Regions from separate parts of the Homo sapiens genome. Here region 1 is linked to region 2. Evidence: chromatin loops called from intact Hi-C (ENCODE). Cell type or tissue: GM12878. All regions are shown on one strand.

Evidence for each region. Hi-C counts contacts between places; a loop is a spot of excess contacts. Peaks named below come from ENCODE experiments on the same cell type or tissue, not always from the same donor. Only the 100,000 strongest peaks of a DNase experiment are listed, where the experiment ranks them.
Region 1: a loop joins it to region 2, with 1.9 times the contacts of the local background. A loop is called at or near these places in 15 of 110 quality-filtered maps.

What each region holds. Positions count from the first base shown.
Region 1 is chr5:157,462,860-157,467,859 of GRCh38, reverse strand. It overlaps NIPAL4 (NIPA like domain containing 4), which reads right to left. Exons shown (of 6, transcript NM_001099287.2): 2 at 4,527-4,766; 3 at 755-811. Among named protein-coding and RNA genes, the nearest start is that of NIPAL4, 5.1 kb to the right of the region's middle. In GM12878, no CTCF peak of the experiment used is centred here; DNase peaks (open chromatin) are centred at 2,829 and 3,229; H3K4me3 peaks cover 382 bases; H3K27ac peaks cover 1,228 bases.
Region 2 is chr5:157,250,756-157,255,755 of GRCh38, reverse strand. It overlaps ITK (IL2 inducible T cell kinase), which reads right to left. Exons shown (of 17, transcript NM_005546.4): 17 at 571-3,149. The coding sequence ends at 3,078. Among named protein-coding and RNA genes, the nearest start is that of CYFIP2, 13 kb to the left of the region's middle. RefSeq lists enhancers at 2,271-2,320, 2,711-2,770. In GM12878, a CTCF peak has its summit at 2,088 (motif pointing left); DNase peaks (open chromatin) are centred at 2,523 and 2,815; H3K4me3 peaks cover 575 bases; H3K27ac peaks cover 937 bases.

The DNA.
Region 1 (5,000 bases), 210 kb before region 2:
AGTTCTTTCTCTCTATCTGAGTTTCCAGTTTGTAAACTCCTGAGTTAATACACAGGATAACACTTAGAAAGTTTAGCAGACAGTAAACCCTCAATATGTGATAGCTGTGTGTGGTTATCAGAAAAGTGTCTTTTTCCATCTCTCTGCTGATAGAGAACCACCTGGGTCTCCCCTTTAAAAGCAGATGGTCACTGGGATAGCTCTGGCTGAGACGAGGATCAAAACTTGACATAGGGGATTATGAATGGAAACCTGGTTAATTTTCCACCTAAAAGAGTCAGGGTTTGATAGCAGGAGAGGGTGGGTGGAAAGTGGGGGAAATGTGTGAGTATGCAAATTTGGGCAAACTTTAAGTAACGGACCAGCTATGTTCTAAGTGGGCCAACACATTAACTGCCTGCGGACTGGGGGAAGTTGGCCTAGGAGTTCCAGCTTCTACCATGTAGAAGTCAAGAGTCCACTACCAACAGGCAGTGATATTATCGAGCTATGTTTAAAGGCAAGTTGAGAAAATACACCTTCATGGTTGCCAGCTCTGTGCAAACCTCTCTGGGAGTAGACGCTTCATGGATGAAGACTGACTTTGATGGTAAGATGTTCTCCCTGTAAAGGTTGTCAAGGTTTTCCCCTGGGAATCTGGGCCTCAGATTCACACTTGCCATACTAGAGACAAAAATGCCCTACCCACCCCTCCCTTTGTCTCCAGCCCTGCTATCAATAGGCCACTGTTATTAGTAACAAACAACCCACTTACTGGTGAGAAATCCAGCCCACCACATTGCATCTTTCAGGTAGCCGAAGCCTCCATCCACTGTGGAGGGAATGGACACAAAGTTAGGATGGAACTTGGCCACACTTTCTCAGGTACCTTTCCTAACTCTCTGCTCACTCCCCGGCCTCTAAGGGCTGCTCCTTGAGGCTTGGTTCTGGGCCTTCTCCTGGGTGGGTTCATTTGTTCCTAAAGTTTTAAATACCATCTATATCTGATGCCTCTATATCTGTAGCCTGGACCTTCCTTCTGAGTCCAGGTGTATATCCAACTGCTTACTTCACATCTCCTCTTGGATTCCTCACAGGCATCTCAATTTCTGTCCTAAATGGAGCTCTTGGTTTTAAATGTTCCCCACCCACCTGCCAAATGAAACATAGTAAGTGGCACTCTCATTTATCCAGTTGCTTAAGCCAGAAACCAGGGAATTGCTCTTTGACTCTTCTCTCCCTCCTTCTGCATCCAGTCCATCCTGATAACTCTGTCTCCAAAAAGATCTCGCATGTGTCCACTCCGCTGCCACCTGCTACACGAAGGCACTGTTATCCCTGCTTCAGGTTGAGGCAACAGCCTCCTTCATAGTTACTCTGGTTCCACTCTTGGCCCTTTAATAACCTATTTTTCTTTTCATGGCAGCCAGTCGTCTTTTAAGAATGCAAATCAGATTATGTCACTCCGCAACTTATGGCTGGCAATGGCTTCTGAGTGCTCTCAGGATAAAGACCAGAATCCTTAACAAGAGCATGCATACTTTTGGCCCTGCTCACCTGTCCAAGTGCATCTCCTGCCACTCTTCTCCTCTCTCTTAGCTCTCCAAAAACGATGAGCTCTTTTCTGCCTCGAGGCCTTTGCACATGCTTTCCCTGTGTCCAGAATACTCTATTATTTGCCTAAACTTACACTCACTCTACAGGTTGCTGTGTGAATGTTGCTTCCCCTACGATGCCATCCCTGACTCCCTGATTTCTATTATTTCCTGTTGGAGTTCCTTCTCTCCCTCCCTCCCACCATCCTTTCCTTCCTTCCTTTCTCTCTCTCTTCCTTCCCTCCCTCCTCCCTCCTTTCTTCCTTACCTTTTTCCTTCCCTCCCTCCTCCACTGCAGGGTCTCCCTCGGTCACCCAGGCTGGAATGTGCAGTGGCATGATCATAGCTCAATGAAGCCTCAAACTCCTGGGCTCAAGGGATCCTCCCACCTCAGCCTCCTGAGTAGCTGGGACTAGTCATATGCCACCATGCCTGGCTAATTGAAAAAAATTTTCTGTACAGATGGGGGTCTTGCTATGTTTCCCAGGCTGGTCTCAAACTCCCGGACTCAAGTGATCCTGACACCTCAGCCTCCCAAAGTGCTGGGATTACAGGTGTGAGTGACTGTGCCCAGCTGGGGTTCTCTCATAACACCCAGCTCTTCTCTTTCATGGCATTGTTGTTCTTAATTTTAGTTGATCTTCTTATTTTATGACATTTCCCCCAGTAAAATGGAAGCTCCACAAAGCCAGGAATTGTGTCTGCTTTGTTCAGGACCTGGCACGTAGTCAATACTCAGTAACATTAGCAACAACGATGATGATAATAATGGATGATGATAGATGGGTTTGAGACAGTTTCATAAAAATCCAAAAATTTATGTTGCTTTTGGGAATGCCCACTTTTCTAAGGAAGAGGTGTCCTATTTTCATTAGGTTCCTAAAAAGGTCAGAATTTCCCATAAATGTTAAGAACTCTGAGAACATTTTACTCTAAGGGTTGAAATCACAGAAGATACTGAAATAGTAGATTGGAGAAAAAAATGGATTCCAGGGAAGTTGTCTTTCTGAATGGTCAATGATACCTTCTCTGAACACAAGCAGAAATTTCCCTGGCACTCTGGAAGGTCTCTGGCCTTTCCAACACTTGTCTAGAAGTGAAGGGTGGAATGGCAATGACCATTGTTCCTGACTTCATCTCTGCACCTCACAGCTATTCATTTTGCAGCACACATGGGCTCTAGACCTGTACCTCTAACTGTGGGAACCTCCCACTGAGATAACAGTAATACCAATACTAGTGCTAGTCTGTGCACTAGTACCTCTAACTGTGGGAACCTTTCACTGAGATAACAGTAATACCAATACTAGTGCTACTCTGTGCTAGGTATGATTCTAACTATGTTGCATTTTCTTATAACCCTTTAGGCTGGTACTATTCTTATCTCCATTTTATAGATGAGAAGACTGAGGCATAGAAATAGATACTTTTCTTGCCCAGAATTGAATCACCAGGAATTGAGGAGCCAGAATTAGAACCCTAATAGTCTGCTTCCTAAGTGCAATATCCCACAAAAACATTAAATTGAACGTGTCCAAACTTGAATGCATCATCTTCCCATAAACCTGTCCCTCCTTCTACACTCTTCATCTCAAGAAATAGCACTTTCATCACCCCAGTTGCTCAAGTCAAAAGCATGAGTCATCCTTGACTCCTTCCCCCGCCCCTCCTCCCTTGCTTGAAGCCGGTCTGTATCAAAGCTGGTAAATTCTACCTTCAAAAACTAGCTTTGGAATCCACCAGTTGTCTCCATTCCCATTTCCGTCTCCCGGGCTCAAGTTCTGTCCTTTCACTCACCTACTTGGTTTCCCAGGCTCCAGGCTTGTCCCCTAATCCGTTCTTCACCCAGCAACCAGGGATCTTTTCAAATTGCAAATTAGACTGTGTCACTCGCCTTCCTAAAACCTTTCAGTCACTTAACAATTGCACTCAGCCTCTGTACTTCCATTTACAAGACCCTTCATGAGCTGGCCCTTCACTCACCATGCACCCCTCCTGCTCCTGCCATTCTGAATGACTTTCGATTTCTAGTATCACTCAAGTTCTCTCACCTCTGAGCCTTTGCACGTGTTATTCCTTCTGCCTGGAACACTGTCTCCCTATTTCCCCTTTTACCTTGCTGTCTCCTCATAATCTAGGTCTCAGTTTAGAGATCATCTCTTCTAGAGAAACCTCCCCTAATCCCCCAAGTCTGGGCTTTACACACCCCTCCAAAATATTCCCCCATAGCAGGCTGTGTTTTCCCCATGATGGCACTTAACACATGATAAAACAACTGCCTATTGACTCATCTGTCTCTTCCACTTGACTGAAGGTTCCACGAGGACACTGAATCCCCATGTCTAGCATTGTCCCTGGCATACAGCAGGCATGTGATAAATGGTGATTAAATGAATGAGTCATTTTGCACAGGATTCCTTTTCTCAAGCACTGTTTCACGGAAAAACATCTTATTTTCCAAACAAGCAAATCCCTTGGGGTCAGACAGTTCACCATTTTTTGGCAGCCCAGAAGGGAGCTCAATTGGATGCTAAGTGAGGGCACACCAGCGTCTGACATTGTTCTGAGCAGAAGTATCTATTCCCATTTTGCAGAGAAGCTGTGACTTGCCTGTGATGACGTTGGTGGGAAGTAAGACCAAGACCAGACATGCATATCTGATTCTTGGTCCTGAGACTTGTCCCTTCCCTCCTCTAATAAACACATCATGAAGGTCTCAGGAAAGATTGGATTCTAAAGGAAGGCATCCTGTTTGCTCTCTAAACTGAGACCTCCTATTGGAGGCCTTCCTTTATAACCCTAAACCCTAACCCTGTTGGCAGGTGGGATTCCAGATAGGGTTGACAATGAGCCTTTTGTACCTTGCTGAGGCCATCCTCTTAGACTACAGCCCCGGACCTTGTGAGAGCTCAGCTGCCCTGGGCCCTATCCTCTCCTGGCCCAGGAACCTACCAGCTCGAGTGGCTCCCGTGGCCACGAGTCGCAAGAGGCCTTTCTTCTTGAGGATGACGCTGCTGCCGATGAGGAAGCTAGACAGGAATGCCAGGCCCAGGCCGATGTAGAAGCCATAGTTCTGCCTGATTCTTTCCTGCCAGCTGTGAAAGGTGGCATTGCTGGGCACCTCAGGGCTGAGGTCATTGACAATCTGGCACAGGACTTCTTGGGAGGAGCAGTAGAGGTGGAGCAGGGAACCTGGATGGGAAGACCACAGTGAGAGAGTCACACTGGGGACAATTGCACACTTTTAAAATATTGGAATTGGCCACTGTTTCAAACCCTGTGCTTCCGCTACTGCAGGGCTATACCCATATACCGTGCCTCCACCTAAAAATAATTATGTTCAGTGAGTGCTTACGCTAGTTAGGGGCTTTCTTTGCATGACCACAACAAATTTGTACCACCACGTGCCAGATAACAAACCTGGGC
Region 2 (5,000 bases):
AAACTGGCTTAGACAGTATATCCTCGCGACAGTGCTTCTTAAACTTTAATGTGTATACGATTACCTGCAGATCTTGTTAAAATGACAATTCTTGCTCGGTAGGTGAGGAAGAAGCCTGAGAATCTGAATTTTTCACAACATGGTGATGCTATTGCTGCTGGTCCAGGGACCACACTTTGAGTAGCAGGGCTCTAAGAAGTTTCCCTTGATGTCATCCTTTCCCTGATAGATTCCATCACTTATTCTGGGCTCTTCTCTTCTTTGACCACAGTTTTTTGTTGTTGCCCTAATTGTTCTATTATAATTTTATTTCTTCATATGTTTTCCTTTTCAATCAGACTAGGAATTTTTTAGAAGTAAAGACTATGACTTTTCCATCTTTGTTTTCATGAGGATGCATACACTGAACTGTGTGCATGAACCATAGGAACGTTTGATATTTACTTGTTGAATGAATGTTGTTCAATGATATGTAATCTTTAATTGTCTGTGGAAAATGAAACAATGTAACCATTTTTACTTAAGGAAAAGTTCTGAGAGTTTGCGATTTAAATAAATATGGAACCGAGGCCCTATGCACCATATTTATTAAAATGCAGCTTTAATATTGCTATATTCAACTTTTAACTCTGTGTGCTCTACAAAGGATAACAGGTATTTGTAACATTTTTATTTTGAACACTAGCAGTGACTGTACATTAATAAATATGCATCTGATCCAAATATAAATACATAGTCTCAAAAGGTACAAAATGCAAAATCTACGAAATAAAACTAGAACCAAAACTCTGTATAAGGGAGTTCTCTACAAACACAGGGGACCATTTAAAAAATGTGAGAAGAGAAAAACCAGGCAGGAAGCCCATTTTGCGGGATAGGGCACCAGGAGGTGAAGAATGTACACATGTACAGTTGAGGATTAGATGAATCTGAGCTTGAAAAAGGTAATACCATGCACAGGGGAATTTTCTAAACCAAACCACAGAGATCAGTCAATTCCAATGTTTTCTTTCTAGACTGAATGTTCCAGAAATCATCTCTAATTAAGGATCCCAAAAGATAATGTACAAAATTCTAAAAAGTAAACAGAGATAATTTTGGATAAGCTGAGTAAAATCATCTTCTGAATGACAGAGTTTTATCTTGAGGCTCTCCACTTCACAATAATTATAATTAAAAATTATGCATCTGAATCTCAAGCCAGTCAAAACGTCACATGATTTAGAAAGAGCCAATTGCAACACCATCCTCTCTTATATCAGGGAATGTCCCTCCTCATGAAGTGTTCAAGAAGACTACAGCTGAAAGTTGGAATGATAATTAAAGGAAGAACTCATACTTCTACAGAAGAATCTTTTAAAGTTGCTTTGAAGCTCGTCTATAAATGGCTTCAAGCAACATGACTGGTTGGTTGTGAGAATTAAAGGGTCATTAACTGAATAACTCCAAAGTCATTAACATGACCAAGGTAAGGATACAGAATAGGAAAAGGAAAATCCTATTCCAAGTTGGAGGGCCATGCCATCAACCACAGTGGTCTGTGCCAGAGCAACACTATTCGCTAGTGGTTCTATACTGACTTCTTTACTGGCTTTCCATCTTTGTATTTATTCCCTCTGCAATCCGTTTCATTTTCAGTAGAAGCCAGTGTCGAATAGGAATAAAGAATCTGTGTATTGCGGTCAGACAGATTTGGGCTAGAATACCAGCTCTAGACTTTCTAGTTCCATCACTTTGGGCAGATGTCTTGGCTTTTTAAAGCCTCAGTTACATTATTTGTAAAATGGGAATAATAATATTACCTCATGGGGATGTGAACCCAGGGTGAACAGAGATTTTGCAGGGAAGTCTCCTAGCTCAGTACATATTCACCTTGCATATAGAAGTGCTCAAGCCAGAGTAGGCACTCTCATGCCTCTTGGAAGCACCCCAGTCAGTGCCTGACTGTTTCCATCCTGATGGTTTGAGCAAAAACAGACTCTTTATTTCTCTCCTAGAATTTTAGGAGACTTGGAGTCTCAACCTTAAAATTGCTCAACCCTAGGGCCTAAACAAGTTTCAATTGCTCGCCAAGGGAACATTGACCAACACAATGCTGCCCTCTGTTGATGAGGATCGGATAGTGCAGAGAGGGGGGGCTGATTCCCAGAGGCTGGAAAAAAGGATGTTTTTCAGAAGTAATCATTTCTTCTCAGGATGCTGGTGGAAGCATTCTGTGCAGAAGAGGAGGCATAGTCACCTGCACAGCTTGGTATAAAAGATGAGCTTGGTATAAAAGAAGAGACCTAAGATCTCTTCTTGCACCACATGGTTCTCCACCGTCAGAGGTTCTCTTGTTCTGGTGCAGACATCAGATACCCAATGCTCCAAGCATGGGACCTGAACTGTTCACCCCAATCCATCCAATGGGTCTCGCCATGCTCCCTTCAAGGAGAGAGGTAGCAGCATACTCTGTAAAACCTCATAAAGCTGCTTCTCAGAATATCCGGCCTCCTGTGTGAGCAGCTGCTCTATCATTCTCTACGGCAGGAAGCTGTGGCTGACAGCATCACAGCAACAGAGCACACTCACTCTAATCTTACTTAACTCACCAGTTTTCTTGGAAAAAGACTCATGCTCTTTGTTCCCCTTGCCTCCATATCCTGGGATACTGTGTTGTTGGGTCAAATAAAAAGTCCCTGGAACCATAAACTTTAGATTCATGTTAAAAATAACAATAAAAATAGCAATCTGGGTCTTACTCATGTCTCTCTCTGTTGCTAAGAAGTGCAAGAATGCTGTCTGAAAGCTGTCAGGTTGAGGTTTGTGCACCACATGTGACAAGAGGCTAGAGGAAGGGCAGAGACATCACTCCTGTTCTGGCTCAGCTCCCAGCTTGGTGGCTGACCCTCCAGCTGTGGCTTGACTGCCAGCTGTGGTCAGGATGCTGCTTCCATGGTGACTCAGGGACTGATGCCACAGGCCAGGCTGCCTCTGGAGGGTCCTGGGCTGGTGGCAGCTTCTAATGCTCTATGGAATGAGGACATATCCTTCCTCCATTCAGGATCTGCAGCCCGTGGCCTGGTACTCAGTCTCTACTAAAGTCCTGATTCTGCAATTTCAGCCAGTTGACGCAGCAGTCTGGAGAAGGCTGGCCGATCTTCTGGTCTCTGGAGAGGGAAAAAAGAACTCTGTAAGTTCCTTGTACTTATGCGTCATAGGTAAATCCAAAACAAACCAGAATTTAATAGCAGCATCCCCTGTGGATTTTTGTATGTGCTTCCATGTTGACTGTATTCCATATACATTGTCCTAGTTGTTAACAGCAGGTATTCTGGAATCCAAGGGACTAGTGTTTAATCTCAGTTTTACCACTAATTAGCTGTGTGACATTCAGCAGGTTATTTAACCTCTTTGAACCTCAGTTTTGTCATTTGTAAAATGGAGATAATAATAGTATCTACCTCATGAAATTGTTTTGAGAATTCAATAAATCACATATAAAAATATATCAAGAAATTAATGCTAAAGAACACCAAAAAATGAAATATCTGGGTATAAATCTCAGAAAATATCTACATGATCTAAATGAGAAAAAATTAAAAATTCTAATAAAAGAAAGCAAAGAAGATCTAAATAAATGGACAGATATTCCATGTTCATGGACAGGAAGACACTATAGTGTTAAAATATTAGTTCTTCCCAACTTGACTTATAGATTCAATATAATCCTAATAAAAATTCAGCAAGTTATTTTTTTTAGATATTGACAAACTGACTGTAACATTTATACGGAGAGGCAAAAGACCCAGAGAGCCAATACAATAATGAAGAAGAACAACAAAGCTAGAAGACTGACCCTACCTGACTTTAGGACTTACTCTAAAGCTACAGTAATGGGAGAGGATGGTGCTAGTGAAAGAATAAACAAACAGATTAATGGATCAGCCCAGATATAGATCCATATAAATATAGTAAACTAACATTTAACAAAGGAACAGAGGAGAAAGGGTATAGTCTTTTCAACAAACAGGGCTGTAATAATTGGACATCCATATGTAAAACAATGACTCTAGTCACAGACCTGACACCTTTCAGGAAAATTAACTCAAAGTGGATCATAGACCTAAATGTAAAATGCAAAATTATAAAACTTCCATAAAATAAAAAGTAACATAGGAGAAAATTTGGGTGACATTGGGCTTGGCAATGAGTTTTTAGATGTAAATCAAAAGCACAATTCATGAATAAATAAGTTGATGTTGAGCTTTGTTAAAATATTTGAAAAGTCTTCTCTGTGAAAGACACTGTCAAGAGAATGAGAAGACATGCCACAGACTAGGAGAAAATTTTGCAAAACACATATCTGATAAAGGACTTGTATCCAAAATATACAAAGAACTCTTAAAACTCAACAATAAGTAAACAAACAACCTGATTGAGAAATGGGCAAAAGATCTGAATAGATATTACCAAGAAGATATACAGGTGGCAAATAAGCATATGAAAATGTTCTTAACATCATATGTCATTAGGAAAATGCAAGTTAAAACAACAATGTAATATGACTACACATCTATTAGAACCACTGAAATCCAAAACAATGAATGCTAATAAGGAACTCTCATTGCTGGTGGGAATGTAAAATAATACAGCTACTTTGGAAGACATTCTGGCAGTTTCTTAAAAAGTTAAACATAGTCTTACCATATGATTCAGCAAGCATACTCTTAGGCATTTACCCAATTGAGTTGAAAATTTATATACAAAAATCTGCACATAAACATTTATAGCAGCTGTATTCATAATTGTTTAAAACTGAAAGCAAGCAAGATTTCCTTTGGCAGGTAAATAGATAAACAAACTGTGGCATATCCATACAATGGAATATTATTTAGCAATAAAAAGAAATGAGCTATCAAGCCAAAAAGACATGGAGGGACCTTAAAGGCATATTACTAAGTGAAGGAAACCAGTCTGCCTGAGCACTCACACTTATAATCCCAGCACTACGGGAGGCC